6 separate regions of the Homo sapiens genome follow, and regions 1, 3, 4, 5 and 6 are each linked to region 2. A link is a contact called in ENCODE Hi-C or POLR2A ChIA-PET data. All regions are on one chromosome and are shown on one strand. Each heading gives the region's core, a stretch centred on a gene start or an enhancer-like site at or near the end of the contact. The rest is flanking DNA. Distances are from core to core; before and after follow the strand shown.

Region 1 (5,116 bases), core at 368-2,867, 1.4 Mb before region 2:
ACAGCAGAGTCCTCTGCAGCCCTAAAACCACATCAGCGTCCTTGGGGACCTCCCAACCACACCAAAGTTATCTGAGAACCTCTATAGAACAGAGTCCTATCTCTACAGCATTCTCATCCACCAGGGCACGATTTTCCTAGGGGACCCTCTCCATATCATGCCAAGACCGCTTCCCTATTTCAGGTCCTCCATATTAGGAACCAGCCTTCCAGGTAGTCTCCCTGTACCATATCCCAATTCCCCCTACCACAACAGGGTTCTTCCCCATATTACTCCAATATCCCATCCCAATCAAGGCCCACTCCTCCTGATGGGAGAAGGAGGAGGTGTCTCTTCCCACAGTTTAGAGTGATCATCCTTTTCTCCCCTACACTGCTTCCTTGCCCCCCTACACACACACACACACCCTAATATTCCTACCACAGACCTTTCTCCAGGCACCCCTCTTTATACCAGGGTCATTCCACAACTGTGTCCACTCCTAGAGGGCCTCAAAGTCAAATCCCCAAGTTATCACATAGGGTTCTCTCCTCCCAGAGTTGTCAGCTACAGCAAAAATCTTCTCCCCATGGGCCACTCTCTCCCCCATGTCAAATCCCTTTCTCCTATTCCATGCCTTGCCACTCCACGACTCCTCCACCCTTGGAGCTTCCCCCAAAAAACCACCTCTTCTCCGGGGCCCTCCCACACCAGGATCATCTCTCCCAGCCCCCACCCCCTACCCGGGTCAGGGCTGGCGCGGGGCCCACGGGGGGCTGGGGCGCGGTGGGGCCCCCAGTGGGGTGGGCGAGCGGCCAGCATGGCGGCGGTGGCGGCGCTGAAAAGGCGACCGCCTGTCTCTGGCCCGGCCGGCCCCGCGGCGGGGAGGGCAAGCGGGACAGGAGGCCCGGTGGGTGACAACAGCAGCCGCCACTGCCACCGGGGGCGGGGAGAGGAGGGGACAAGGGTCAGCCCAGGGCACGCGGGGGAAGAGTAGAGCAGGTGGACGGGGGAGGGGCGACACGCCCCACCCTGAGTGACCACCAGCCCCTAGGGACCCGGCGTCCCGCCCCCCACCCAGGAGGCCCTCCTGGGCCTGCTGAGACCGGAAGGCGGGGCCCGACTGAGCTTGGCAATCGGCACCTGCCATGGCAACAACTGTACCATTGGTCGCTGGTGCCAAGAGCTCAGCCAATCACAGCCTAGGGCAGCTGTTGCTAGGCGACGAAGAAGCGGCCCGCGGAGCTGAGCCCAAACAAAGGGCGGGAGTGGGGCCCGGCTACCCCCTCCCAGCCTCCCTCCTGCAACTGCTTCCTCGGGCTTGGCCGGTTCCAGGAATTCAACTATGAATAGCCAGGCAGGGCCCGCACCTGCCTGCCACCCCCCTCCTCTCCTCCCTTGGCCTCGTGCTAAGTCTCACGGCGACGGGAGCAGGGCGGATCCCGTCCTGCCCACCTCCCTGCGACCGCTTGCCGCCCCACCCGTCCCCGCGCCGTTACCTGAAGGAGCGGGCAAGGGGACTCAAACTGCTCGGGGAGCCCGAGCTCAGACCTGCCCACTGGCTGAGGGTATCCGGCGGACGCGGCAAGCCAGGGCCCCGATTACCCAGTAATGCAACCAGCAAAATGGCGACCACAACAAACCGGCCCCCCCACGCCCTGGACTCCGCCCCCATCCCTCCCTCTCCGCTCCCCTCACGTGACCCACACTGACACTCCGCCTGCGCGAGATGGCCGCTTACCTGCACGCATGCGCAGCGAGCTACCAATCCCACCCAAGAACCGAAATCCAGGCTGCCGCTGCGCAAAGGCAGCTAGAAACGGAGCATGCGCTCTGTGACCGAGTGAGAATTTACCCAACCCCGCAAAATTGACCAAGGGTGCGTGCTCCCTGTGTCAGCAGGTCAAGGGGAGGAATGAGCAGCAGACATGGGAGACGGATGAGTCTTTTAATAGAAAAACACACGTGCAACAGTATCAACACACATCTCTCGCAATCCTGACAGCGCTGAACTTCAGTTCTTCACCTTGGGGGGTGGCCTGTGAGAGGAAGATAGGTGATGAAGGAGGGTCCCCAGGATCATGGCACTCGGGGTGCAAGGGACAGAGATGTCTGTCTTGGTGTATTGCTGGGCCCCTGCTCACCTGTACACTCCCACGACCACGGCATGGTCTCTTTCATATGGCTCAAGGGTCAACTGCTCCTGCGGCTTCATGTTCTCCTGTTGCATCTTTTTCACTTCGGAGGCAAACACGGCCTCGGCTGAGGCTGTGGAGTCAATGCAGTTGGCCTAAAGAGGAGAAAGGACTAATGTCTACAACAGGGCTTTGGGCTGTTTTTCTCTTGTGTGCTCTTTAAACCAGATGTTTTCATTATTAATTCAAGTAAAACTCAGTGCTATGGTTCTAGTGTGTCCCCCAAAGTTCATGTGTTGGAAACGTAACCCTTAAATGCAAGAGTTGAGAGGTGGGACCTTCGAGAGATGATTCAGGTCATGAGGCCTCTGCCTTCCTGAATAGAGTAATGCTATTATCACAAGAGTGGGTTGCTGATTAAAAGGATGATTATGCCCCCTTTCTATCTTGCTCTCACCCTTCTGCCAATGGATGACAGCAAGAAGGCCCTCGCCAGATTCAGACCTCCAATCTTGGACTTTCCAGCCTTTGGAACTGGGAGCCAAATAAATTTCCATTCATTATAAATTACCCAGTCTAAGGCTGGGCGTGGTGGCTCACGCCTGTAATCCCAGCACTTTGGGAGGCCGAGGTGGCTCAATCACGAAATCAGGAGATTGAGACCATCCTGGCCAACACGGTGAAACCCTATCTCTACTAAAAATACAAAAATTAGTCGGGTGTGGTGGCGCACACCTGTAGTCCCACCTACTCGGGAAGCTGACGCAGGAGAATCGCTTGAACCCAGGAACTGGAGGTTGCAGTGAGCCGAGATCGTACCACTGCACTCCAACCTGGTGACAGAGTAAGACTCCATCTCAAAAAAATAAAAATAAAAATAAAAATAAATAAATTACCCAGTCTATAGCATTCTGTGATAGCTGCATAAAATGGGCTAAGACACTCGGGTTTAGGAAATGTGATAAAAGGCTTAATGAAAGTTTTTGGCTGGGTGCAGTGGCTCGTGCCTGTAATCCTAGCACTTTGGGAGCCTGAGACAGGCAGATTGCCTGAGCTCAGGAGCTCCAGAGCAGCCTGAGCAACATGGCAAAACCCCGTCTCCACTAAAAATATAAAAGTTAGCCAGGTGTGGTGGCACACGCCTGTAGTCCCAGCTACTTAGGAGGCTGAGGCAGAAGAATTGCTTGAACCTGGGAGGCAGAGGTTGCAGTGAGCTGAGATTGCACCACTTCACGCCAGCCTTGGTGACAGAGCGAGACTCTGTCTCAAATTAAAAAAAAAAAAAGTTTTTAGTTTTGTTTTGGATTTGAAGCAGGAAGCCTTAAACAGTCCTATTTATCTAAAAGCCAGTGCTTAAATTTTATACCCAGGAATTGTTTGGCTTATTTCTACTTCCTCTTCTTTAATAATAGTAATAATGCAGTTGAGAATAATAAAACAAATGTAGCAAAAGGCTAACAAATGGTGAACCTTGTGAAGGGTGCATGGGAGAGTTCTCCATTATTTCCAAATAAAAATGCTGTGAAAGATGCACCTAGCTTTTATCTAGTATCTATTCTATGCCAGGATCTTTTCTAAACACTTCATATTATATTGACTAATTTGATCCTGTCATCTACCCTGAAAAAGACTAGACAATATTTCTATTTCATAAGTGAGGAAACTGAGGCATATAGGTTAAGTAACTTGCTCAGTCACACAGCAGGCTGGGATTAAACTCAGATGGTCAGACTCAATTTTGCACTTGACCGCTGCACTCTCCTGCCTCTTTAAATCCAAAGCTATAGTTTTGCAGACTTGGCCCCTCTGTTTTGGGTGGCTATTTGACAGATACAGATAGAGAAGATACCTCCCTAGAACACTGCCACCCCATCTTAGACTCTTCCAAACCCCGCACCTTAATGGAAATCACAAAGTGTCCTCCATTACGCAGGAAGGTGTGGGCATTCAGGGCCACAATCCGGGTCTGGTCTGGCTGGGCCACATCAGCAAAGATCACATCCACCATTGCTAAGGAGAAAGGAGCAGCAGTTAAAAGTTGGAGTCACAGGGATCACCCCAGATCCTCCCATGGGGCCTATGCCCATCACCAGCAGGTTCCTGGGAGATTCTCCCTGCCTCCAGTTTCACTCCCCACCTCCACTGGTCCCCCTCCCTCCAGTGTCCCAAGATGAGTCCAAAACCCACAGTCACATCATTCATCCACTCTTCTTGTAAACCATGGTTGCCACCTACTCTGTGGCCAGCCCTGGGCCGGGCGTGGGGGACATAGAGACGAGTCAGACCCGGACCCTGCCCTCGAGACGCTCCCAGGTCTGGTGGGGAGACAGACACGTCATCAAAAAGACAAGTAAGAGTGAGTGAGCACTTATAGGCAAGAGTGTCCGCAGGACTGTGAAATGAAAACAAGTTGCAGAACAAAGGGGATGGTATGAGTGCATGGGAAAAATAAAACACAGAAAGAAAAAGGAGCAGAATGAAAAATAATGTTTTTAAGCCAGTGTGACTTTTCAAAAAATGAAAAGGTGGTATAATGAAAACTGATTATTTAAAACCTGGGAAAAGCAGACATCAAATTGTTCTCATCAGTTACTTCTGGCGGTGGTTTATAAGGCTTTTCAACTTTTATATTATATCTTTGAATGTTTTTTTAAACAAAGTAATTAATATTCACAGTGGGCCCCTCCAGATCAAGCCATGCTTAGTTTTCTGGGATATGCTCTCACCAGACAATGATTAGGACCCCCAAAAGGAGGCTTTTTATGGAGGGGTAGTGTAATAAATACAAGAGGCAGGAAGTACAGGAGACCTAGGAGATGGGGAGGAGACTGAAGGAGAAGAGGTTGGCCCTCCAAGGGTGGCTTCCAAGACTCTGAAGCCAAGCTGCCACCTCCACAACCTCACCTAGCTCCCCTTACCCCTTTCTATTCCTGCAGACTCAAGAGGTCTGCTCATCCACTCCAACTCCATCCGAATCAGAGATCCACTGGCTTCTTCCAGAA
Region 2 (4,647 bases), core at 678-3,177:
TGAGAACCGGGGACAGTTCAATCCGGGCCACAAACTTTTTTAGAACAAATCATTGTGGGAAGCTGGGAGGAGAGAGAGAGAGAGGAAGTCGGACGTGGGCGAGGGGCGGGGTGTCTGGACTGGAACCTCTGGGCCCACGTGAGTGTCTGTCCCGCTGCTGAGTGGGTGCTGTGTGTTTGGGTTGCTGTAGTGTTCGCTTGTAGTGCAACTATCCTGTGTTATCTTTATTATTCGATGCCGCCTGCCTCTGCGGACCGTAGTGGGCACATCTACACTGCAGCGGGGTGCCTTACCCAAAGCAGATCGGAATTGGGGCCGGGCGCGGTGGCTCACGCCTGTAATCCCAGCACTTTGGGAGGCCGAGGCGGGCGGATCACTTGAGGTCAGGAGTTCGAGACCAGCCTGGCCAACATGGTGAAACCCCGTCTCTACTAAAAATACAAAAATTAGTCGGGCATGGTGGCGGGGACCTGTAATCCCAGCTACTCGGAAGGCTGAGGCAGGAGAATCGCTTGAACACGGGAGGCGGAGGTTGCGGTGAGCTGAGATAGAGGCCCTGCACTCCAGCCAGGGTAACAAGAGCGAGACTCCGTCTCAAAAAAAAAAAAAAAAAAAAAAGAACAACAAAAAAAAGAACTGGATGCGTCTGATCTGACGCACGCCTGTTTGTTTACGACTGCGGGGTGTGCCTTTGTCTGAGTAGAGATAGTGTGTGGCTTTTGCGGGCTTAACGTGTGGCTCAGGAGGCAGTGGGAGTCTGCATCATGTATCCCGATTGCGTCTTACTCGAGTTTTGTTTTGAGTTAGAGGCGACAGGTGGTGCAGCGTTAGACACTGGGAAGCTCTGTGGCTTTTGTATTCCTGAGCGCGAAGGTTAATGACGGATCCGTGGGGTTGAGCTTGTCGGTACAGACGCCAGACAGCCCGATTTACGGGAACAGCCGATTAGAGGATTCGGGAGAGCGGTCGGTGAACTTCTGGATGTCTTTCGGGAGGGGAAGGCTCTATGGTCGCGTGCAGAGCGCCCGTTCCACGTCAGGTACCCGACCATAGAGCAAGGCGGCCGCGGACTACCCAAGGGAAGGGGAGGCCGTGTCCTTTACAACTTGCCTCCCGTTGTTAGTCTAGTTTCTATAGCCAAACCTTCGGGACTCTCTCAACTCAAAATTTTGCTTTTCCTAAAGGCAACTGGGTTCCTTCCAGATTACGAACTGTGTATCCACTTAATCTCTATTTCGTATACCTCCTCCTACAGCGAAATTTGTGAGGCAGTCCTCTGAAGCACGGCCAATCTGGTGAACTTTTCCTAAAATGAGCCATCGCTACCAGCTTTAGTGAGCTAAGACAATAACTGCGATTGGTGGGCAGATTGTTTTGAAACCGCCCTAACGGCAAGGGGCGGGCTCCTGGTGAATTCATCTCTTTCCGGTTTCTTAAAGGCAACAGGAAGGAGGGGTTTCTGCCGACCCTCCATTTGATTGGTTCTAGTGGTTTTACCCGCTCGGACTCCTCAAGGGGCGGGAGATGTACACCAATCGGAATGTGTGTTACAGAGACACTTAGTTTGATGAAAGGACTGCGCAGGAAAGGCCGTGGGACACTCATTCTGAGATCTTACCGTTGATTGGACCAAATTGTTACTCCCTTATTTTCATTGGACCTTACGGCAGCCGGCGCGCGAGAGTTACCCAATCAGCAAGCGCTCCGCCTCCTGCCTTTTCCCGCCCTCCGCTCCGGCCTCGGCTTCGACGTAGGCCAACGCTTCCTCCCCAGTAGCTCCTAGGCCTTCTCGTGGCCGTTGTTTTGAAAACGGCGCTCTGATTGGCTAGGTTTCCGGGCCCGCGCCCGTTGCCCCACGCACTGACCAATTGGCACTCATGTAACATCGGACGAGGCACGAGTGAGGGGGGAGGCGGTGGCGGCGGCCATTTTGAGCCGCTGCCGCCATTGGAGTGGGCCCCCCCCCTTTCCCCCTTCGCCTCCTGACAGGAAAGGTTTAAGGGGGACAGAGCCCTGGGAGGCCGGGCCGGGCTCGGGGGCCACCCCGGGGGCCCGGGCCATGGATGTGCGCCGTCTGAAGGTGAACGAACTTCGCGAGGAGCTGCAGCGCCGCGGCCTGGACACTCGAGGCCTCAAGGCCGAGCTTGCTGAGCGGCTGCAGGCGGCGTTGGAGGCCGAGGAGCCTGACGACGAGCGGGAGCTCGACGCCGACGACGAACCGGGGCGACCCGGGCACATCAACGAGGAGGTCGAGACCGAGGGGGGCTCCGAGCTGGAGGGGACCGCGCAGCCACCGCCGCCCGGGCTGCAGCCGCACGCGGAGCCCGGCGGCTACTCGGGGCCGGACGGACATTGTGAGAGTGCGCGGGGCGGGGGCCGGGGAGCCCGGAGCCTGGGCCGAGGAAAGGGCTGTGGGACGCGGGAGTCCAGCGCCTGAGGTCGGGGAGACGACCTGAGGATCGGGGGATCCCGCTACCCGCCGCCGAAAAGGATCTGGGGACCAGGGCCCCAGCACGACCGGAGGGTGGATCCTGACACTCAGTGCAGGGGGGACACTGGGGGAGGGGCCTCTGGGTTTCGGAGGTGAGGGACGGGGGTGGCGGGGAGGATTCCGTACCGTAGGGATCGGAGACCGGAAACTGCTTTCTGGAGCCGAAGAGAGTCGGAAGAACAAGAGGTTTTCCGTTTGGGTTGGGGAGGGTCTCGAAAATGGGGATCCTAGGGTACGGAGCTCCGTGGGCTTGGCGGTCGTGCTAGCCCAGCGTGTGGGCTGGGGGGTGGGGAGCCGTGTTTCCAGGGTGGGGAAGGAATGTCCAGGTGTGCGGGGCTGCGAGAGTTCTGAGGAAGGAGGATCCTGGAATATGCCGCTGGATGCGATCCTGGGCGTTCTCCTATTTGGGTACGGGGGTGGGTGGGAGAGGTGGAGGCGCTGGTGTCTGTGGCTGGGGAGGGTCCTAATGGACTCAGTGCTTTGGAGTTTGGCTAGTGAGCATTTAGGGGCTGCGGGAGATTGAACTAGGGGGCACCCCCATCTCTCTTCCGGGGCTGGAAGGCCACCCTTGAAGCAGGCACAGCCTGGACATTAGGTGCTGGGAGATCTGGGGACTTTCTGGTTGGCTTCTAGAAGAGGTATAGGGAGCCCTGGTGTCCAGAGGCTGGCGGGGGAGAGGATGCTTTCCTGGACAAAGGATCTGGGGGTCTAGAGCTAAGAAAACTGAGGGCAAATAACTCTTGAGGCTGCTGCTGACTGGTCTGGAGCTAACTGTGGGGTTTTTGGAGAACAGAGGGTAGCTGGGGGTGGGATGGGGGCAGATGAGTTGGTAACATTCCAAGTGGATGAAATATGTGGCGGGAGACAGAGGATCCTGTGTCCAGCACAGGAGTACGTATCTGGCTTAGCGAATATGGGGAGGGGGGAGGCCGTAGGGAGCAAAGAGAAAGAAACCTGTTGACTTCACTGGAGGCCTCAGAGTGGAGTGTGGGGAATGTTTCTGGACCTGAGCGTCTCCAGGAGAAATCTCGACGGTTCCCAGAAGCAGTTATTTGTGTACCCAGGGAGTGGGGGCCCTCGGGGAGCAGCACGGAACTCTTCATCAGCCAGGAGCTGTGACTCTGGGAATGGGTTCGGGTAGACCTGCGGTTGTCTGAGGAGAGGAAAACCTGATATGGGACGGCGTGAATCTTCAGTTAGAAAAAAAGCAGCTTTCGGGCCGAGTGCAGTGGCTCACGCCTGTTATTCCAGCACTTTGGGAGGCCGAGGCGGGCGGATCACGAGGTCAGGAGTTCAAGACCAGTCTGGCCAGCATAGTGAAACCCTGTCTCTACTAAAAATACAAATATTAACCGGATCTGGTGGTGTGCGCCTGTAGTCCCAGCTACTCGGGAGGCTGAGGCAGGAGAATCGCTTGAACTTGGGAGGGGGAGGTTGCAGTCAGCCGAGATTACGCCATTGCACTCCAGCCTGGGCAACAAAAGTGAAACTCCGTCTCAAAAAAGAAAAAAGCAGCTTTCTTTCTCTTTTTTTTAAATACAGATGGGGGGTCTCGCTATGTTGCCCAGGGTGGTCTTGAACTCCTGGGTTCAGGTGATCTCACCTCGGCCTCCTGAAGTGCTGGGATTACAGGCGTGAATCACTGCACCAGGCCTCAGGGCAGCTTTCTAGTAGGACTGGGAAATGGGGGGACTGGAAAGGTTAAGGAGTAAGTAGAAGGGATTCTGGCGTAAGAGTTTGTGGAGTTTTTCTGAAAAGAGGGCACCCTGGGACTTGGGGCTAAGGGGATAAGGAGAGAAATGAGGTAACAGAAGAGACAGGATTTGGGGTTGGAATTGGATACTTGTTCATAAGAGAATTTCCCGGAGGGAGGAGTGTGGATTTGGGGTAGGCAGTGGCCTAGAGATTATCGAGGACCCAGGTGCTGGAAAGAGGACTTCCCATTGCAGAGACTTGTGAAGAAAGGAGTGGGCCTGTGTGTGTGTCTAGAGCAGGAGGGATCGTGGCAGGAATGCCTAGCAAGAAAGGGTAGTGGGTTAGTAGTGACCTGGTGGTCTGGGCAGAGAGTCATCTCTGAGAGGAAAGCGAATTAGGTGCTTTGGAGCGTAGACTCTAGACTAAGACAGACTTCGTTTCAAATCTGGCTTAAAGATATT
Region 3 (4,733 bases), core at 727-3,226, 1.9 Mb before region 2:
TTTTTTTTTGAGACGGAGTTTCACTGTTGTTGCCCAGGCTGGAGTGCAATGGCACGATCTTGGCTCACTGCAACCTCCGCCACCCGGGTTCAAGCGATTCTCTTGCCTCAGCCTCCCAAGTAGCTGGGACTACAGGCATGTGCCACCACGCCCCGCTAATTTTGTATTTTTAGTAGAGATGGGATTTCACCATGTTGGTCAGGCTGGTCTCGAACACCTGCCTCGGCCTCCCAAAATGCTGGGATTACAGGTGTGAGCCACCGCGCTCATCCTATTGTTGTGTTTCTAGCACCTTAAGCAGAGCCTGGCACATATTAGATAGTCAAGAAATATTATTGAATGAATTAATGAACCAGCAGTTAATGAGCACAATAATTCTATGCAGTGTGAAGGCTGTTGCTTAAATGCAGGAGGTAGTGGATGGGGTTTGTGACATGGCCCCACCCTGGTGAAACAGCCTTTCCTCAAAGCGTCTATAATGCCACACTCTCCTGGTTTTCCTCTCTCTGGCTGCCTTTTGCAATATTCATCGACAGCGTCAATTCCTTTGCTCAAATCCTGCCTCTCTGTTTCAGGGTTCTGTTCAGTCCCTGTCTCCAGTGACCCTTCATACCCTCCCCGGGCTAGACCCCTAACTCCCACAGCCTCAATTACCATCTTTGACGATCCTTAAATCTTGGTCTCCAGCCTCAATTTCTCCCTTAAGCTCCAGACCCAGGGTTTGTGCACCTCCTGGACCTCGCTACTAGGCATCCACATTGGGCTTAGTATCTTCCCAACCTGCTTCTGGCGCCCAGTCTCCCGGCTAGAGGGGCCTGGTCCTAAACTTTTCTCCCCCTTCCACTCCATAGCCAGCCAGTGTCAGGGCCCGTTCGCTCTGCCTCCAGGGCGTCCCTCCCACCTGCACCTCCTTCCCTCCCCACAGTCCCTCCCTCGTGCAAACCCCCTCTTTCTTCCCCACCCCCTCCCCCAGCTGCCTCCCTGGACTCCCGATCCCGTTTCATTCCCTCCAATCCGCCCTCCATGTATAAGCCAGAGAGACATCTCTCCAAAACCCCAGACTCACCATGATCCTCCCCGGCTTGAAGCCCTTCACGGCTCCCTAGTGCCCTCGGGACAAGTCCAAACTCCCTCAAGTGGCCAAACAACTGGCCTCTGCTCGTTCCTCACCCCTCCCTGTCTTCAACTCGACCCTCCATCCCGACTGCCTCTCTAAGTGCCTGTAACAAGCCAGATCTCTGTCACCGAGAGCCTTCTGAACACAGGTCCCTCTGATTAGTTCACCCGGACCCAATACAGTTTGTGGAACGCACAGATCACAACCAAAGTCACAGCAACAACTCCCGTTTATTGACAGCCTCCTTGATCCTTAGCGCTTTCTGTGCATTCTCTTCCCACCCTAAAGGCTAGATCTCGCCTCGCCATTCCCATCGGAGAGAGCAAGCGGCAAGGCTGAGAACAGCGCGATGAGAAAGCCGAGCGCCCAGAAGCCCGAGTGCAGACGCCCACTGAGGACAGCCTTGGGTGAGGCGGGCCACCCAAGGGGCGGGGAAGAGGAGGCCTGGAACGCCTGAATCAGGAACTGTGACTTCGCTCGGGGCAGCTGGGGTGGACGCGCGCGAGCCTGCCCCCTGCGGGCCTGGAGGCCCAACCTCAGACTCCGCCGGGCCCGTTGCCCTGGGCAACGCCCCGCGCGCCCCGCCCCTTCCCCGCCCCCCAGCCCCAAACCCCAGGCCTGGCCGACTGCCCGTCACCCCCACGTCCGACCAATCCCGCCGAGGAGGGGGCGGGCCTCTTGGGCCCCGTTCCACCACCGTCGCTCCCCCCTCGCCGCGACCCCGCCTTACTCGGCTCACACCTCCCGCCCTTCGGGCTGCCCTCGCCGCCCGTTGGCTGGCGCGCCGTTCGTCACCCGGGCGTGAGCTAATGCCGGCGCGCGGCGGCCCCCGTCGGGGCGGGGCCAGGGGCGGTGACGCACGGCGCGGTGACGCAGCGCGACGGCGGCGGCGGCGGCGGCGGCGGTGGTCGGTGCGGGAGGAGGGAGGGGAGCTTGCGGGCCCGAGAGGGGGCGACGGCGGCGGCGGTGGCCTGAGGAGGCCCGAGCGGCGGCGGTGGCGGCGAAGGCCGAGGCGGTGAGTCTCGGGCCGGGCCGGCGCGGGGCGGCGGCGAGTCGGGGCGCGCGGGGCTCCCCTCAGGGCGACCCAGGCCGCGCGGGCGGCCCCGCCCCCTCAGGGACCCCGAACCGCGGGCGGCGGCGGCGGGCGGGTGCGGAACGCGGGCCTCGGGGGGCCGGGCCCCACGGGAGAAGCCCCGCGCCCGTCCCCAGTCTCCCTCCTGGGCCCTGGCCGAAGCTTCCCTCCGAAATCTTTCTCATGCCCTCGGGATTGCCGAGGGGCCGGGCCGGGGGCCTCTCCTCAGGACCCCCCGCACATCCCCCTCGGAGAGCCCCGGAAAGCCTGCCGATCCCCCGTGTGCGCCCTGAAAGGTCCCCGCAAAACCCACCCCTCCCGTGGAGTCGCCTCCTCGAGCCCTTCATGGGTCCCAGCAGCTTTCCTCGCAGACCCCCGCCCTTTGGCCCCGAAGCCCCCGTCCTCCTCCTGTCTCCAGAAATAGTCCTCGGAGGCCACTCCTCGTCCATTCCACAGCGTGGCTCTCATAGCTGCTCCAGGAGCCTCCCTCACGAGCCCTGCACACCTCCCCAAGGCTCCCTCCGGACCCCTGTCCATTCCAGAACTCTCCCCCGGAGCCCTGCCTCTCACAGCCCAACAGGCTCACCCGACTTCCCCCTCCCGGATCCTAAGAATTTTCCCTCCCACTTACCCCATTCCAGAAACCTCCTTGGAGATTTTCCGCTCATACCCCCTGCATTTCTGATTCCCCCTCCCAGAAGTCCTTCAGAATGCCCCCGACGGACCGTGATCATCTTCCCTGAAGATCTCCTTCCCATATCCCCAAAATAAATCTTCCTCACAGACTTTGTGAAATGCCCCCAGATCCCAAAAACTCACCTAGAAGACTCCATCCCCCTCCCCACCGTATTGCAACCATCTCTCATACACACTCCCCCTTCACGTATCCCTCTGGACCTTTCCACAGATCCCAAAAGTCTCCCCCAGAGGCCTCCTGTCTCCCCCTGGTCTCACCACCCTAAAATGCCCTAGAGATCACCCTCATGTAGCCCAGTGATCTTCACCGGGATCCCCTTCCCCACCCCCACTCATTCTAAAAATCTCCAGCAATTGCCTGAAATCTCCAGAGGACTCTCAGCATCATATTCCAAAAGCTTCTTCCAAAATCCCTTTTACATACTCCACATCTTTTCCAGTCCCCCACATCACACGCTCCAAAAATTGTTTAAGGATCCTGAAAACTTTCCTCATGGTTTTTCTCTCAGATCCCGTAGAACTCCCCTTCACTAACACCTCAGAATCCCCCCTTGCAGACCGGTTTTAGAGGAATTTTCTGAAGATCCTCCTCACAACCCCTGTAAGACCGTAAGATTCTCTTGGTGACCCCTCTGATATGCAGGTTTTCAGGACCCCCCCCCCCCACACACACACACAGCTTAGAGACCCCAGCGACCCCCTGGAGCCCTCCTGACGTATGTTCTTGAAATCCCTCCAAGACCTTCCTGACACCACCAGAACCCCTTGAATCAATACTTCTGCCTTACTAAGGGACTTTTCTAGAGATATCCCTCCCTGAACTTGCTCACACAGGTCCCCTAAATCCTCTAGAATCCCTTGAAGAAGACCCTCACACACACCTAATTTTCCCCCAAAATAACCCGAGCTCTTGCTCTGAGAAAGTCCTATAATTCTTTCTGAAAAACCCTCTCCTCTGACACTCTCTCAGAAGACCCCGCCTTCCCCATATACTCTTTTGGAGACTTTACTCAGCTTTCTCCTCAACTGAGATCTCTGAAGAGTTTTTCCTAAAAACATCCCTCTGTCATCCCACTCCAGGACCAGTCTCAGAAGACCACACCTTCCTCAGACACTTTTTAGAGAATTTTCTCCCAAATTGCCCTCCATCAGCCACCCACTCCCAGCGCTTCCTGAGACTTCCTCAGAACTTTCCCTCAGATTCCACTTCTGACATCCCCAAGAAACATTATTTAGGACCCTATCAGATTTACCCACTAACTTTAGAATTGCTATTTACACCCTCTCATTTCCCCATTCTCTTTCCTCTGAAGTCAACTCAGAGACCTTTCTCAGGGGGCCCCCTTTTCCCATTATCCCTTCAGAGGTCCCCAACATTCTCCAGACTCGTTGCCCAAGAGCCTCTATGTTTCCTTGTAAAGATTCTTGAGAGACACCTTTCCCCGCCCCCTTGAAATCCCAGTGCTCCGAGATCTTTCTTTCAGACCATTTTTCTTAGGTGCCATGCTCATAGACCCCTCTTCCCTTCAGAGATCAAGAGACCCTTAACACCCTCCTTAGAGACTTAGGATTCTCCCCATTTCCCTTTCAGAAGCCTTCTTCCTTCTCCCCTTTGAGGACCTCCTCACCAAATAATCCCTTCCCCTATAGCAGTGGTTCTCAGTGTGGTTCCTGGCCCAGCAGCAGCCACATTTGTTAGAAATACACATTCTTGAATCCCACTCAGATCTACTGAAACTGAAAACCTGGGAGCAGGGCCCAGCAATCAAGAGTTTTTAACAAACCCTCCTGGTCATTTTGATGCACACGCAAGTTTGAGAACCTGTGCCCTTTAGGAGGATTTCCTTT
Region 4 (4,897 bases), core at 1,578-4,077, 1.1 Mb before region 2:
AGAGAATTTTGTTAAATGACCAAACAAAAAAAAAACAAAAACCTTTTGCGTGGCCACAAAATAAGCCATACACAACCAAAAACTACAGATGACAAAATAAGAAAAATATTTACCACTTATATCACAGAAGAGAAAGAGTTAAAATCCCTAAAATATAAAGTGTCTAAAAATTAAGGGAAAAAAAACAAGAAACCTATTGAAAGCGGGCAAGATACATAAACAGAGAGTTCACGTTAAAAAATGCAAATGCCACCTAAATTTATAAAAATAGCCAGACACAGTGGCTCATCCCTGTAATCCCAGTACTTTCGAAGGGAAGGTGAGGGGATTGATTGATCCCAGGAGTTTAAGACCAGCCTGAGCAAGATGACAAGACCTTGTCTCTAAATAAAATAAAATAAATTAGCTGAGTGTGGTGGCACACACCTGTGATCCCAGCTACTCGGGATGCTGAGGTGGGAGGATGGGAGGACTGCTGGAGCCCAGGAGTTCAAGGCTGCAGTGAGCTATGATTGCACCACTGCACTCCAGCCTGTGTGACCGAGTAAGACCCTGTCTCAAAAAATAAAAAATAAAATATCACACCTGTAATCCCAGAATTTTGAGAGGCTGAGGCAAGCAGATCACCTGAGGTCAGGAGTTCAAGACCAGCCTGGCCAACATGGCATGGTGCATGCCATGTTGCAGCCAGGCAACATGGTGCAGCCAGGCATGGTGGCATGCACCTGTAATCCCAGCTACTCAGGAGGCTGAGGCAGGAGAATCGCTTGAGCCTGGGAGACGAAGGTGGCAATGAGCCAGCCGAGATTGTGCCACTCCACTCCAGCCTGACTGGCAAAGCAAGAGCCTGTCTCAAAAAATAAAAAATAAACTAAAGCTCAGCCTCACTCATAATAAAAGAAACACAATTAAAACTGCCCTGAGATCCTATTTCTCACCTAACAGATTAGCAAAAATCCAAATGTTGGACAGCCCTCTTGTTGGCAACGCTGTGGGGAAACAGGGACTCTTCCATTTTACTGATGGAATATAAAAAGATAAAACCTCCATGGAGGAGAATTTGGCAATATCTAGTGAATTTGCCCTTTGACTCAGCAATCCTACTTCTAGGAATTAGGTCCAAAGACACAGACAGAAATAGGAAACTTCATATGAACGTGCCTCTTCACTGGAGCCCTACGCATGATAGCAAAAAACTGGAAACTATTGCAATAGCCATGAAGAGGGTGCTGCTTAATTCAACTATGCTATATCCACAAATACAGAGCACTGTACAGCTGTGAAAATAAGATATATTAAGATTACATATATATGTGATGTGTGTGTATGTACAAGTGTGTACACACGTGTTTTTTTGTTTTGTTTTTTTGACTATTTGTTTGTTTTGTTTTGTTTTGAGACAGTCTTGCTCTGCCGCCCAGGCTGGAGTGCAATGGCACGATCTCAGCTCACTGTAACTTGCACCTCCCAGGATACAAGCCATTCTCCTGCCTCAACCTCCCTAGTAGCTGGGACTACAGGCACGTACCATGACGCCCTGCTAATTTTTGTATTTTTAGTAAAGATGGGGTTTTGTCATTTTTACCAGGCTGGTCTTGAACTCCTGACCTCAAGTGATCCGCCCACCTCAGCCTCCCAAAGGTCCTGGGATTACAGGCGTGAGCCACCACACCCGGCCCATGTGTACACACATATATAGTCACCTCCAAGATGTAGTTAAGTGAAAAAACCAAGGTGCAAATTGGTATGAACAGGATGTACCTTTTGCTCAATAGAGAGGAAAATGAATACATATGTTCATTGGTTTATATTTTCCAAGTAAATGGAATGTCAAAACAATTTTTGCGATTGGGACTCAATCACCCACAAAACAATGGTTTTGGTTTTTTGTTTTCTTGAGACAGGGTCTTGTTCTGTCACCCAGGATGGAGTGCAGTGGTATGATCACAGCTCACTGCAGCCTCCACTTCCTGGGCTCAAGCGATCCTCCCACCTCAACCTCCAGAGTAGCTGGGACTGCAGACGTGTGTGACCACGCCCAGCTAATTTTTTACTTTTTATAGAGATGGGGTCTCATTATGTTGCCCAGGCTAAAACAATGTCTTAAAGTAATTTAAGATATATTAATTTGACATAAATCCCTAATGGGGTATATCCTCCTGGAAAAAAAAGCACCATAAGAAAATCTTAAACTATATTTAGTCATCATATTACTAGTGATAGTATTGATATTTTAAAATTTTATATATGCACATATATATTCAGATATGCATATATATTCACATACTTCAAAACGTATGCTGATGTCACTACAATTCAAAATTCTCTTTTTTTCTTTGAGAATTCAACATTCTCTGAATAAGAAAAAAGAGGCATAATAATAACATTTTAGAAGTTGTAAAGGGCAAAACTAAACTATGGACACACATTTGGATAACTAATTACTATAAAGAAACACAGAGATGATTGCTATAAAAGTCAGGCTGGCCAGGCACGGTGGCTCACGCCTGTAATCCCAGCACTTTGGGAGGTCCAGGCGGGCGGATCACCTGAGGTCAGGAATTCAAGATCAGCCTGGTCAACATGGCGAAACCCCATCTCTACTAAAAATACAAAAAAATTACCTGAGTGTGGTGGTGCACATCTGTAATCTCGCTACTGGTGAGGCTGAGGCATGAGAATCACTTGAACCTGGGAAGTGGAGGTAGCAGTGAGCCGAGCTCATGCCACCTCACTCCAGCCTGGATGACAGAGTGAGACTCTATCTTAAAAAAAAAAAAAAAAAAAAGTCAGGCTGAGGGTTAATTTTGGTAGAGAGAAGGGAGGGGCTGGGCCTGGGCGCCTGGGCTAGGGCACGTGGAGAGGCTTATGAACAGCTGGCAAATTCTATTTCTTGACTTACATGTGGTTACAAGTGGCTTGCCTTAAAATAACACAATTTGTGTGTTTCGCTGAATTTCAGGAACTCCTATTTTAAGAACTTCCTGGGGTTTTTTTTTTTTTTTTAACAAAGAAATGTAGTACTTTGTTTTTTAAAAGGAAGATTTTTATTATATGAATCAATACCTAATAAATTAGAAGCAAAGCCTCTTGCAGAGAAAAAGATCCACCAATAAGGAGATCTGCGTTTCTTCAGGGGAAAAAAAAAATCATCTCCATCACAGAATTGAAAACAAAGGAATAATCGTACAGATTTGGGAAGCTGGGGACTTTGCCTTTGTTTTCCTTATTTTAAATTAGGAATGCTGGCTGATGAAATCAGAGCACCCTGTGAAAAGAACTGTACCAGACATCTTGATCAGCACCATTTTGGGCCTCTGCAATGTCAAATAAATTTGAATATATTTTTGCTTTTACAACGTTATGCTAGCTGTGAAACCACTTGAAATGCAGCATTTCCTGACAATGACAAAGCTCCTCCACGGGAAACTCTCTTTCTTTCTAATGTGTTAAGAAATAGACTTACATCAAAAAGAAAAGCATTCTCTATGAAACACAAACGCTTTGGAAGTGTCTAAAGGTGCCACAAAGGTTGCAATTCTCTCTCCACTTGCAAGAATTTTTTTTTTTTTTTCCCGAGATGGAGTCTTGCTCTGTCACCCAGGCTAGAGTGCAGTGGCTTGATCTCGGCTCACTACAACCTCCACCTCCCAGGTTCAAGCAATTATCCAGCCTCATCCTCCCAAGTAGATGGGATTACAGGCACATGCCACCATGCCCGGCTAATTTTTATTTTTAGTAGAGACGGGGTTTCACCATGTTTGCCAGGCTGGTCTCAAACTCCTGACCTAGTTGATCCACCCACCTCAGCCTCCCAAAGTGCTGGGATTACAGGCGTGAGCCACCAAGCCTGGCCTTTTTTTTTTTTTTTTTTTTTTTTTTTAAAGACAGGGTCTCACTCTGTTGGCCAGGCTGAAGTGCAGTGGTGTGATCTCGGCTCACTGCAACCTTGAACTCCTGGGCTCAAGTGATCCTCCTGCCTTGGCCTCCCAAGGTGCTGGGATTACAGGTACCAGGTGAGCCTTCACACCCGGCTCACTTACAAGATTATAGTGAGATCAAACGTGGAGAACTTCTGATCCAGATTCAAATGGTCTAGATTTATATTCTGGCTCCCTCACTTACTAGCTGCGTGACCTTAATCAAATCACTTAACCTCTCTGATTCTGTGACCACACACATAAAACTGAGATATGACAATGCCTACCTCCTAGAGGTTGTCATGAGAATAAACTGTTTTAACAGAAGTAAGACACTTAGGACAGGGCAAAGCTATCTTGAGCCTTACTAGGCCAAGGGACCAGAGAAGCTCAGATCCAAGCACTCCATACTGAGTGGCCATGCTGCAAAACTCCCACAAACCCCAAATCAACACAGATTGGCTGGGCAAGGTGGCTCGCACCTATAATCCCAGCACTTTGGGAGGCTGAGGTGGGTGGATCACTTGAGCCCAGGGATTTGAGACGAAAGAAAGAATGAGAGAGAGAGAGAGAAAGAGAGGAAGGAAGGAAGGAAGGAAGGAAGGAAGGAAGGAAGGAAGGAAGGAAGGAAGTTAGGAAGTTTATTCTCTTACTGTTCTGGAGGTCAGAAGCCAACAATCAGCTTCCCTGGGCAAGCAAACAAGAAAGAGAAAAGAAAGGAAATAACACAGATTTATTCTCTTACAGTTCTGGAGGTCAGAAGCCAGCAATCAGCTTCCCTGGGCTAAAGTCAAGTGGTTGGCAGGGCTGATTCTTTCTGGAGGCACTGAGGGAAGACCTTATGTCCTTGTCTTTTTAGCCACCCGTATCCCCTGGCTCGTGGCCCCCTCCTCCTTCTCCAAAAGTGGCCCTCGGCTGGGTGAGGTGGCTCATGCCTGTAATTCCAGCACTTAGGAAGACCAAGGCGGGTGGATCAC
Region 5 (4,549 bases), core at 1,397-3,896, 1.3 Mb before region 2:
CCCTAAGCCAACTGGGAAGGTGACCGCATCCACCTTTAAACAAGGGGCTTGCCACTTAGGTCACACCCAACCAATCAGGTAGTAAAGAGAGCTCACTAAAATGCGAATTAGGCAAAAACAGAAGGTAAAGAAATAGCCAATCATCTAACGCCTGAGAGCACAGAGAGAGGGACAATGATCGGCGGGATATAACCCAGCACTGGAGCCCGCAAGGCAATCCCCTTTGGGTCTCCTCCCATTTTATGGGAGCTCTGTTTTCACTCTATTAAACCTTGCAACTGTACACTCTTCTGGTCTGTGTTTGTTATGGCTTGAGCTGAGCTTTCGCTCACTGTCCACCGCTGCTGTCTGCTGCCATGGCAGCTGTGGCAGACCTGCCGCTGACTTCCACCCCTCCGGATCCGGGTGTCCACTGCACTTCTGATCCAGCGAGGCGGCACCCATTGCCGCTCCCAATTGGGCTAGAGGCTCACCATTGTTCTTGCGCGGGCTAAGTGCCCGGGGTTCCTCCTAATCGAGCTGAATAGAGCTATAACACTCACCGCATGGCCCAAGATTCCATTCCTTGGAATCCGTGAGGCCAAGAACCCCAGGTCAGAGAACAAGAGACTTACTGCCATCTTGGAAGCGGCCCACCACCATCTTGGGAGCTCTAAGAACAAGGACCCCCAGTAACAATAGCACTATAACACCCCTAAACTGGAAAATATCCAGTCTGAGGTATAGGGCATAGTCATAAAATGGAAACCATCCAGAATGAAAATGAAAGAACTATTTCTACACACGGTATGCATGAATCTCACAAAAACAACATTAACTAAAAGAAACCAAACACAGTACACAGAGTACTGGTCTAGAGAGAAGGAGAATTCAAAACAAACAAAAGTAACCCAGCTGTTACAAGTCAGGGCGAGTCCAGCCAGGCACAGTGGCTCATGTCTGTAATCCCAGCACTTTGGAAGGCTGAAGTGGGAGGATCATCTGAGTCCAGGAGTTCGTGACCAGCCTGGGCAACACAGCGAAACCCTATCTCTACAAAAAACATTTTAAAATTAGCAAGGCGTGGTGGCACACGCCTGTAGTTCCAGGTGCTTGGGAAGCTGAGGTATAGGATTGCTTGAGTCTGGGAGGTTGAACCTGGAGTGAGTAGTGATCTCACCACTGCACTCCAGCCTGGGCAACAGAGCAAGAATCTCTTTCAAAAGATATATTTTTAAAGGCTACATGGGGTGGGTCATGCCTGTAATCCCAGTGCTTTCAGAGGCTGAGGAGAGAGGATAGCTTGAGGCCAGCAGTTGGAGACTCTAGTGAGCTATGATCGTGCCACTGCACTCCAGCCTGGGCGACAGAGACTCTAGCTCTTAAAAAAAAAAGAAAAAAACAGATGAATGATAACCTTTAGAAGGGATCGGGAGGCCGGATGTGGTGGCTCACGCCTATAATCCCAGCACTTTGGGAGGCCAAGGCAGGCAGATCACTTGAGGTCAGGAGTTTGTGACCGGCCTGGCCAACATGGTGAAACCCTGTCTCTACTAAAAATACAAATATTAGCCTGGGCAACAGAGTGAGACTCCGTCTCGGGGCGGGGAGTGGAGGGGGGAGAAGAAGGGATGGGGGAAAGGGGAGCACATGAGGCTTCTACTGTTTGGTTTTGCGATCTGGATTCAGGTTGTATGGGCATGTTCACTTTGTGTAATTTTGTCGAGCTGTAATGATTTGTGCTCTTCTCTTTATTTAACTTCAATAAAAGGTTTACTTAACAAAAATTGTAGCTGGTGTGAAGGGTAGCAGTGTTTCCCTGGGGCCAAGAGTACAGGCTTTGGGGACAGACAGACCTGGGTCCCAATCTATGCTTTGTCCCTTCGGCACATTGTTGACTGTGGCTGGTGGCTTCGTGGCTCTGAGCTTGTCTCCTTCTCTATAAATGAGGAAACATAATACTTGCGACGATGATGCCTGTAAAGCTTAAGCGCAGGACCTGGCATAGATCTGTAAGGCGGAAACCTGGGATACAGAACTAAGGTCTATGGATCTCCTGTGCTACCCAACTTCTGGGCACTCGCTGCCTCCTTTTCCCCAGCCCAGACGCGTGGGTTCTACTCGATTGGTTGCTCACTGCGGGCTCGGGGCTCCTCAATCCCGGGGTAAAGCCCAGTATGAAATGTCACCTTCAGGGGCAGCTCGGATCTTCCCACGCCCGCGCGGCGCACAATCTTTGGATCAGCGCCACGTGGAGACCTTACCCGCCCGTACGATCAATCCCTTCTGTGGAACCCAGCTCAAGGACCCTCCAGCCCAGACACTAGAAAGCGAAGAGCAGTTGGCCGCCAGACTGTCCGTGCCAGAGCTCTGCGAACTTACTCCGTTGAAAGAGCAACGGGGCTGCGCCACCTCCCGGAGAGAACCCCCAGCCCTCCACGGCAGGGCGAGATGGCGCCACCGCGTGATACTGCGCACGCCCACAGCTCCCGTCCCGCCCTCGCGCCTGCGGGTACGGACAGCGCATGAGCTTATGTTGAGGGCGGAGCCCAGACCAGCCCTTCGTCCTATCCTGCCCTTCCAGCACCTCTCAGCCGTAACTTAAACTACACTTCCCAGAAGCCTCCTCAGCCAGGGACTTCCGTTGTCGTCAGCGGAAGCGGTGACAGATCATCCCAGGCCACACAGAGGCCGGCTTGGTCACTATGGAGGAGATAGGCATCTTGGTGGAGAAGGCTCAGGTACAGTGGGGACTTGGGCTTTTTAGTCCGGGCCGGGCTCGCGGGGAGAGGGTGAAGCCAGACCTGAGTGGGGGGAGGAATGGCTTCCAGGACCCCGGCCCAGGTTGGGGTTATTTTAGAGGCCTCGGTGGAGAGCTTTGTGCCATTCGAAGGCCTGTCTGGGTGGCCGAGTGATGGTAGGAGGTAAGGCTCAGAAAGCGGGGCTGGGGGAGTGAGTGACGTTAGTGGGTCTTTGAGACGGATTGATTTCGAACCCTGGCCGGTAGTGCTTAGTGAGGTCGGTGGCCCGGCGTTGGGATTGGGTCAGGCGGTGAGTGATATATGGGATCCCGCCGTGCGGCCGAGTGATCCCCGGGTCTGGGCTGCGGGGCTGACTGATGTTCAGGGCTTTGCTGATGGGGGTAATGGGGCGGGTAGTTAAGTATTATCTGTGGCTTGCCTGAGTGATATTTAGGTCTAAGGTGAGTTAGGAGACTGTGACATAAGGGATCTTTGAGGGGAAACTGGGGAATGTTGGGACTCGTTGAAGGCGCAGTCACTTTAACAGCCTATCTAGGAGAGCCATGTGACATTAGGAACCTCTTGAAGGGGATTGGGTGGCATTTGGGTCTGATAAGGAGTTGATGTGACGTTTAGATCCTAGTTGGGGGTTGTGTGACACTGGGGACATGTTATGAGTGGTATATGATAACATAAGATCTGTTTGAGGGGCAAGTTGACATAAAGAGCTTGTTTAGGTGGCCAAAAGGTTTCCAGGATCTATTTAGAGGGTCTTAAGATATCAGGGGTCTGTTAGGGGCTAAGTGACATCAGGGTGAAGTGGGGAGGGGAACAAACATTAGTGAAGTTGGGAAGCTTTCATGAGAGGACTGTCTTCTTCCAATGTGAGTTATCCCCTTTCGTCTAGGATGAGATCCCAGCACTGTCCGTGTCCCGGCCCCAGACCGGCCTGTCCTTCCTGGGCCCTGAGCCTGAGGACCTGGAGGACCTGTACAGCCGCTACAAGGTACATTCGACCCCCAACCCAGACCTTGCACAGGACCTGACATCTCATACTCTTCCCCACTTTCCACCACTCTCTGGATCAGCAAGTCTGGAGCCATCCCCTTCTGTCCCCTCTCTGCTCGCAGAAGCTGCAGCAAGAGCTGGAGTTCCTGGAGGTGCAGGAGGAATACATCAAAGATGAGCAAAAGAACCTGAAAAAGGAATTTCTCCATGCCCAGGAGGAGGTGAAGCGAATCCAAAGCATCCCGCTGGTCATCGGACAATTTCTGGAGGCTGTGGATCAGAATACAGCCATCGTGGGCTCTACCACAGGTGTGCTAAGGACACCTCATTCATTCATCTGTCCACTTAACAACTATTTCCTACCATGTGCTAGGCAGCAGCAAACAAGGCAGGGCAGTGCAGTGCAATGTTCTTCAGAGTATTTTGACTGATCGAAAGGTAGAAATACATACATATATATATATATACACATATATATATGTATATCTATGTTTTTTTTGTTTGTTTGTTTTTTGTTTTGAGACAGAGTTTTGCTCTTGTCCAGGCTGGAGTGCAATGGCATGATCTCGGCTCACTGCAACCTCCACCTCCCAGGTTCACACGATTCTCCTGTCTCAGCCTCCCAAGTAGCTGGGATTACAGGCATGGACCACCAAGTCTGGCTAATTTTTGTATTATTAGTAGAGACAGGGTTTCACCATGTTGGCCAGTCTGGTCTTGAACTCCTGACCTCAGGCGATCCACCCGCCTCACCCTCCGAAAGTGTTGGGATTACAGGCCTGAGCCCCACTGCACCTGGCCAGAAATGTATTTTACATTGT
Region 6 (4,500 bases), core at 1,874-4,373, 1.0 Mb after region 2:
CCTCCCTCAACTCCGGGTCCACCCAATATGGAAGGATGAATTGTCTTTTAGGATTACATTAACGGCTAGATGCAGCGGCTTATGCTTATGATCCCAGCACTTTGAGAGGCCAAGATGGAAGGATGGCTTGAGGCTAGAAATTGGAGACCAGCCTGGACAACATAGTGAGACTCCATCTCTACAAAAAAAAAAAAAAAATTAGCAGGGCATGGTGGTGCATGCCTGTGGTCCCAGCTACTCAGGAGGCTGAGGCAGGAAGATTGCTTGAGCCCAGGCACTCAAGGTTGCAGTGAGCTATGATGCTGCTACTGCACTCCAGCCTGGGCGACAGAGTGAGACCCTGTCTGAAAAAAATAATAATAAAATAAAAATAAATAAAATTAGGCCGGGAGCAGTGGCTCATGCCTGTAATCCCAGCACTTTGAGAGGCCGAGGTGGGCAGGTCATGAGGTCAGGAGTTCGAGACCAGCCTGACCAAAATGGTGAATCCCCGTGTCTACTAAAAATACAAAAATTAACCAGGCATGGTGGCATGCGCCTGTAATCCCAGCTACTTAGGAAGCTAAGGCAGGAGAATCGCTTGAACCCAGGAGGCACAGGTTGCAGTGAGCCGAGATCGCGCCACTGCACTCCAGCCTGGGTGACAGAGCAAGACTCCGTCTCAAAAAAAAACAAATTTAATTAAAAATAAATAAATAGGCCGGGTGCAGTGGCTCACACCTGTAATCCCAGCACTCTGGGAGGCCGAGGCGTGCAGATCACGAGGTCAGGGGATCGAGACCATCCTGGCTAACACAGTGAAACCTCGTCTCTACTAAAAATACAAAAAATTAGCCGGGCGCAGTGGCGGGCGCCTGTAGTCCCAGCTACTCGGGAGCCTGAGGCGTGAACCCGGGAGGCGGAGTGTGCAGTGAGCCGAGATCATGCCACTGCATTCCGGCCTGGGCAACAGAGCGAGACTCCATCTCAAATAAATAAATAAATAAATAAATACAATTATATTGCAGTAGTACTAGTAGTATGATAGTTTAAGATTATATAAATAATGTAACAGGGCCGGGCGCAGTGGCTCACGCCTGTAATCCCAGTACTTTGGGAGGCCGAAGTGGGTGGATCATGAGGTCAGGAGTTCAAGACCATCCTGACCAACATGGTGAAACCCCGTGTGTACTAAAAATACAAAAATTAGCCGGGTGTGGTGGTGTGTGCCTGTAATCCCAGCTACTCAGGAGGCTTAGACAGGAGAAACACTTGAACCCAGGAGGCGGAGGTTGCAGTGAGCCGAGGTTGCGACATTGCACTCCAGTCTGGGCGACAGAGCAAGACTCTGTTTCGGGGAAAAAAATAATAATAATAATAACAACAGTGTAGGTTATAAGATTCCTTCCGAGTGTGAACTCCTCGTGGACAGTGAATTTCCCCCAATCTCAACACAAATAATTTGTGAACAGTGGGACTTTCTCATAGATGTGAATATCCTTCATATTCCATGAACCCCATTGGACAACTAATATTTCTTCTATGCTATGAACTAGCTCTATGCCCTAGCACATTCTTTCACACGTAGTTTGAGTGTTTCATGGACAGTATGACTTGCAATAGACTGGATGCAGTTTCCTCACAAGTGGTGTGAATTCCAGTGTGGAATCTGAACCTGTCACAGGCAAAAGAAAGCCTCCCTGCGGCCAGCGTACCCATATTGCTTCCCATTAGCCTCGGACCAGGGCGAATACAAAGTGGAGGGCATAGATGCATTGCAGACAGGTTCACCATCTGGTTGTAAACCCGTATCTGGGCAGCAGGCATCTACTACAAACAGGGCATCTCCCTGTCCTCCTCCACTCCAGTGTGATACCCTCCTACCCCTGGGATCTTTAAAAATCTGCCTCTGTCAGGGGCGTACACCCACAAAGTGTAGCTCTCCACGTAATGCAGTGCGAAGCCCCAAGAAGCGCTGCATTTCGTCATCTCGGCCCCCTGCCCCAATGCCTAGTGGGCTGTCAAACTGCGCTGTCCTAAATGTCAAACTCTTGGAGGAGGTGACCTGTCCCCCGGGCCCCAGGCCGCGCGCGTTGCCTATACTGCAGCGCGCGACACCCCACAAGCGCGCGTTCTCTCCCCTCCCGGTGGCAACAGGGCTTTCCGCGGGGCCGCGCCAGACTTTTCGAGACCGTCAATTGGTCGTAGTCCCGGCCACCCGGCAGCCAATCAACAAGGGGAAAGGTGACATCACTGGTTCTCCTCCCCTCCCCCAATCCAAACTTCCCTACTCCGTCTACCGGCAGCAACAACCACGTGGGGGAGGGGTAAGAGAGTAGAACCGGTGAGGTCATTGCACCGCCCCGGCCGCTGCTGATTGGCTGCGGGGCTCGCGGGTGGCGGTTGGCTGCTCCTTGCACCTCCCCCTCGTGCCGCTACCGCTGCCACTGAGAGGAGCCACCGGCGACGCCAGAGCCAGGAATACGGGTGAGTCGGGGCCCTGGGTCTAAGATACTCCTGGCGTCCAGTGAGACTCACGACGAACTGCCCTTTTCGACTTTTTCTCCTCGCCGGGTTTCTTTGGTGCTCCAAGCACTCTGTCACATGGGAGTTGTAGTCTGCCTTGTACTGTCGGCTATGGGCCGAAGACGTGAGAAGACTACGGTTCCCAGCAGGAACTGCGACTAGCCGGTCAACAAACGTTCGGGCCACGCCTTCTACCTCCGTTCATTGGACAACCCGTCCCTTAGCCCCTCCTCCTTTCATTTCATTGGCTACTGTCCCTCACAGAGGCTGGGTTCCGGCCTAGGCTGCATGGCGACTGGGTACTGTATTTGTCATTTGGAACTAAGACGGCCTGCAATTGGACACGACTGGTGTCCTTCACTTGTTGTAGGGTAGGGCCCTAGGCAGATCAGGCAGTCGTAGGCTCAGGTTGGTGTCGGTCCCGGAGGGAGGCCGGTCTTGGACTTTGGCCCCGCCCCCTAGCGCTGCCCGATGGGCCCAATTGGTCGCCGCGAGCGTCGCTCGTCGTCGAGAGGCGGAGCCGACCAGTCTGCGGATATCTATTGGTCTAGGCTGGCGCCGGTCAGTGGGGTTGTGATCGCTGATTGGCTGGCTGCTCCAGCTGTTGCAGGTCCATTCACCATTTTGTGTGTTGGAGTAAAAAAAAAAGGGAGAATCGAGAGGGAGAGCCGGAGGGGGGGCGGGGAGGGACCGGACCGGACCGAGCCGGGGCCACGGCCCCCCGCCCCGAAACCCCGCCGAGCCCAAGGTGAGGGGCGGGGCCAGGGCTGACACAGGAAAGGGGGGTCCGGGGGGCTGGGGGCCGAGAGGGGACAGGTGGCAGGGACGGGGAGGGGGTACAGGGGGAAAGGGGTGGGCGGAATGGTGGGAAGGGAGGAGGGAGTGGAGGAAGTGGTGGGGGTTTGACAGAAAAAGGGTAACTGGGGGAGGGGGTGGTGGGCAAAGAAGGGTAACAGGAATGGAGGGGTGACAGGACTAGATCAGGGTGACAGGGAGAGGGAGGGGACAGAGTTGGAGAGTGTGACAAGGAGAGGTGATGGGGAGAGAAGGTGACAGGTCCGGAGATGGCTGACAGGACAGTGACTGGGAGGAATAGGTGACAGAGATAAATGGGGGTGACAAGGAGGGGGTGACAGGAGGGGGCCTAGGGCATTTTAACCGAGAGGTAGAGATAGAGGTAGTGACAGGATGAGAGAGAGAGTGTCAGAGAAGCTGGTGCCAGGAGGGCTAATGGGAACAGAGGGTATGAGACCCCAAAGAGCCAGGGCCTGGGCTGGCCTGGGCTCCGGGAGTTACTACTCAGATCTGAGGAAGGTGAGGGCCCCCGGGGCTTGGGTGGGAGTTATTCAGACAGGGTGGACAGGAAGAGAGTAGGCCCTAGGGGAAAGAAAGCAGCTCTGGGGCGAAGAGAGGCTGGGCCAGGCAGCAAGGTCTAGGGGTCCAGGCGGCATAGTTGTAGGCCCTGGGTGGGGTATGCAAAGGTTTGTGCTTGGAAAAAACTGGAGCCAGATCTCAGTCCCCAACATGGTAGTCTAGTGGGTCAGCGGGTATTAGGTGGTGATGGCTGCCCAACTTCTGGGCATTTGGGTGCCAGCCCCGGGACGCCCTCCAGGCTCTGCCTGTGAGGACCCCAGGATTGGCCCAAGAAAGGGCAGGCCTGGGACTCCAGGGTCCACAGGAGGAGCAGGCCCCTAGTGAGAGAGCATGAGGTCAAGGGTCCCCCAGTAGCTGGAAGACTGAGTCGGGGTTGCCTCTCATTGTGTTTGGCTTATGGTTCTGGGTCCCCCAACCCTCCTAGAGGCCTCTGTTTTGGCCTCTCAGGTTCTCTTAGTCACTTCAGAGTAAAGTTTTTTCCCCTTTTCTTTTCTCAGGGCAGCTCGAAAGGGGGCGGGCAGTAATGACTGTTCAGGAAGTGGGTGAGGTTGGCCTGTTGGGCTTGTCCTGCTTTCTTTGACCTTATCCCACCTATCCCCACTTGGAGTTGGAGGGCATATT

What was found. Hi-C counts contacts between places; a loop is a spot of excess contacts on that map. ChIA-PET counts read pairs that join two places held with the same protein, here RNA polymerase II (POLR2A). Pooled maps may share reads with other maps.
Region 1: a map of naive thymus-derived CD4-positive, alpha-beta T cell shows a loop between it and region 2 (11-fold over the local background). The contact joins the promoter of DYRK1B here to the promoter of HNRNPUL1 in region 2. A Hi-C loop is called at or near these places in 2 of 168 maps with a recorded cell type or tissue (ascending aorta and naive thymus-derived CD4-positive, alpha-beta T cell), 1 of 37 single-sample maps with no recorded cell type and 12 of 50 pooled maps.
Region 3: a loop to region 2 is called in a map of B cell, with 12 times the contacts of the local background. The contact joins the promoter of SAMD4B here to the promoter of HNRNPUL1 in region 2. A Hi-C loop is called at or near these places in 2 of 168 maps with a recorded cell type or tissue (B cell and naive thymus-derived CD4-positive, alpha-beta T cell), 1 of 37 single-sample maps with no recorded cell type and 8 of 50 pooled maps. POLR2A ChIA-PET finds 5 or more read pairs at or near these places in 1 of 52 experiments (naive thymus-derived CD4-positive, alpha-beta T cell).
Region 4: a loop to region 2 is called in a pooled map, with 6 times the contacts of the local background. The contact joins the enhancer-like site here to the promoter of HNRNPUL1 in region 2. A Hi-C loop is called at or near these places in 3 of 50 pooled maps. POLR2A ChIA-PET finds 5 or more read pairs at or near these places in 2 of 52 experiments (AG04450 and activated naive CD8-positive, alpha-beta T cell).
Region 5: a loop to region 2 is called in a pooled map, with 14 times the contacts of the local background. The contact joins the promoter of PSMC4 here to the promoter of HNRNPUL1 in region 2. A Hi-C loop is called at or near these places in 9 of 50 pooled maps. POLR2A ChIA-PET finds 5 or more read pairs at or near these places in 4 of 52 experiments (CD4-positive, alpha-beta memory T cell, K562, activated B cell and 1 more).
Region 6: a loop to region 2 is called in a map of CD8-positive, alpha-beta T cell, with 15 times the contacts of the local background. The contact joins the promoter of CIC here to the promoter of HNRNPUL1 in region 2. A Hi-C loop is called at or near these places in 2 of 168 maps with a recorded cell type or tissue (CD8-positive, alpha-beta T cell and naive thymus-derived CD4-positive, alpha-beta T cell) and 9 of 50 pooled maps. POLR2A ChIA-PET finds 5 or more read pairs at or near these places in 2 of 52 experiments (B cell and Caco-2).

Annotation. Positions count from the first base shown.
Region 1 is chr19:39,832,545-39,837,660 of GRCh38, forward strand. DYRK1B (dual specificity tyrosine phosphorylation regulated kinase 1B) reads right to left here and starts at 1,618. Exons shown (of 11, transcript NM_004714.3): 1 at 1,479-1,618. It overlaps FBL (fibrillarin), which reads right to left. Exons shown (of 9, transcript NM_001436.4): 7 at 4,012-4,124; 8 at 2,124-2,269; 9 at 1,914-2,018. The coding sequence ends at 1,994. RefSeq lists silencers at 791-1,060, 1,321-1,430.
Region 2 is chr19:41,262,445-41,267,091 of GRCh38, forward strand. HNRNPUL1 (heterogeneous nuclear ribonucleoprotein U like 1) reads left to right here and starts at 1,928. Exons shown (of 15, transcript NM_007040.6): 1 at 1,928-2,354. The coding sequence starts at 2,060. RefSeq lists enhancers at 1-3, 360-899, 900-1,439, 1,440-1,978 and silencers at 1,984-2,223, 2,314-2,383, 2,404-2,453.
Region 3 is chr19:39,340,445-39,345,177 of GRCh38, forward strand. SAMD4B (sterile alpha motif domain containing 4B) reads left to right here and starts at 1,977. Exons shown (of 14, transcript NM_001384574.2): 1 at 1,977-2,132. RefSeq lists a silencer at 1,666-2,095.
Region 4 is chr19:40,140,969-40,145,865 of GRCh38, forward strand. No RefSeq gene overlaps it. Among named protein-coding and RNA genes, the nearest start is that of MAP3K10, 48 kb to the right of the region's middle. RefSeq lists enhancers at 3,535-3,684, 4,305-4,354. Within about 2 kb of position 2,828, at least 7 of the 41 ENCODE cell types and tissues checked have a DNase peak (open chromatin) inside an H3K27ac peak, as active enhancers do.
Region 5 is chr19:39,968,519-39,973,067 of GRCh38, forward strand. PSMC4 (proteasome 26S subunit, ATPase 4) reads left to right here and starts at 2,647. Exons shown (of 11, transcript NM_006503.4): 1 at 2,647-2,720; 2 at 3,628-3,726; 3 at 3,851-4,037. The coding sequence starts at 2,685. It overlaps LOC124904720 (a long non-coding RNA gene), which reads right to left and starts at 2,453. Exons shown (of 3, transcript XR_007067260.1): 1 at 2,362-2,453; 2 at 1,836-1,918. RefSeq lists enhancers at 1,967-2,016, 2,517-2,906, 2,931-3,610.
Region 6 is chr19:42,266,129-42,270,628 of GRCh38, forward strand. It overlaps CIC (capicua transcriptional repressor), which reads left to right and starts at 3,124. Exons shown (of 21, transcript NM_001386298.1): 1 at 3,124-3,253. RefSeq lists an enhancer at 2,114-2,623.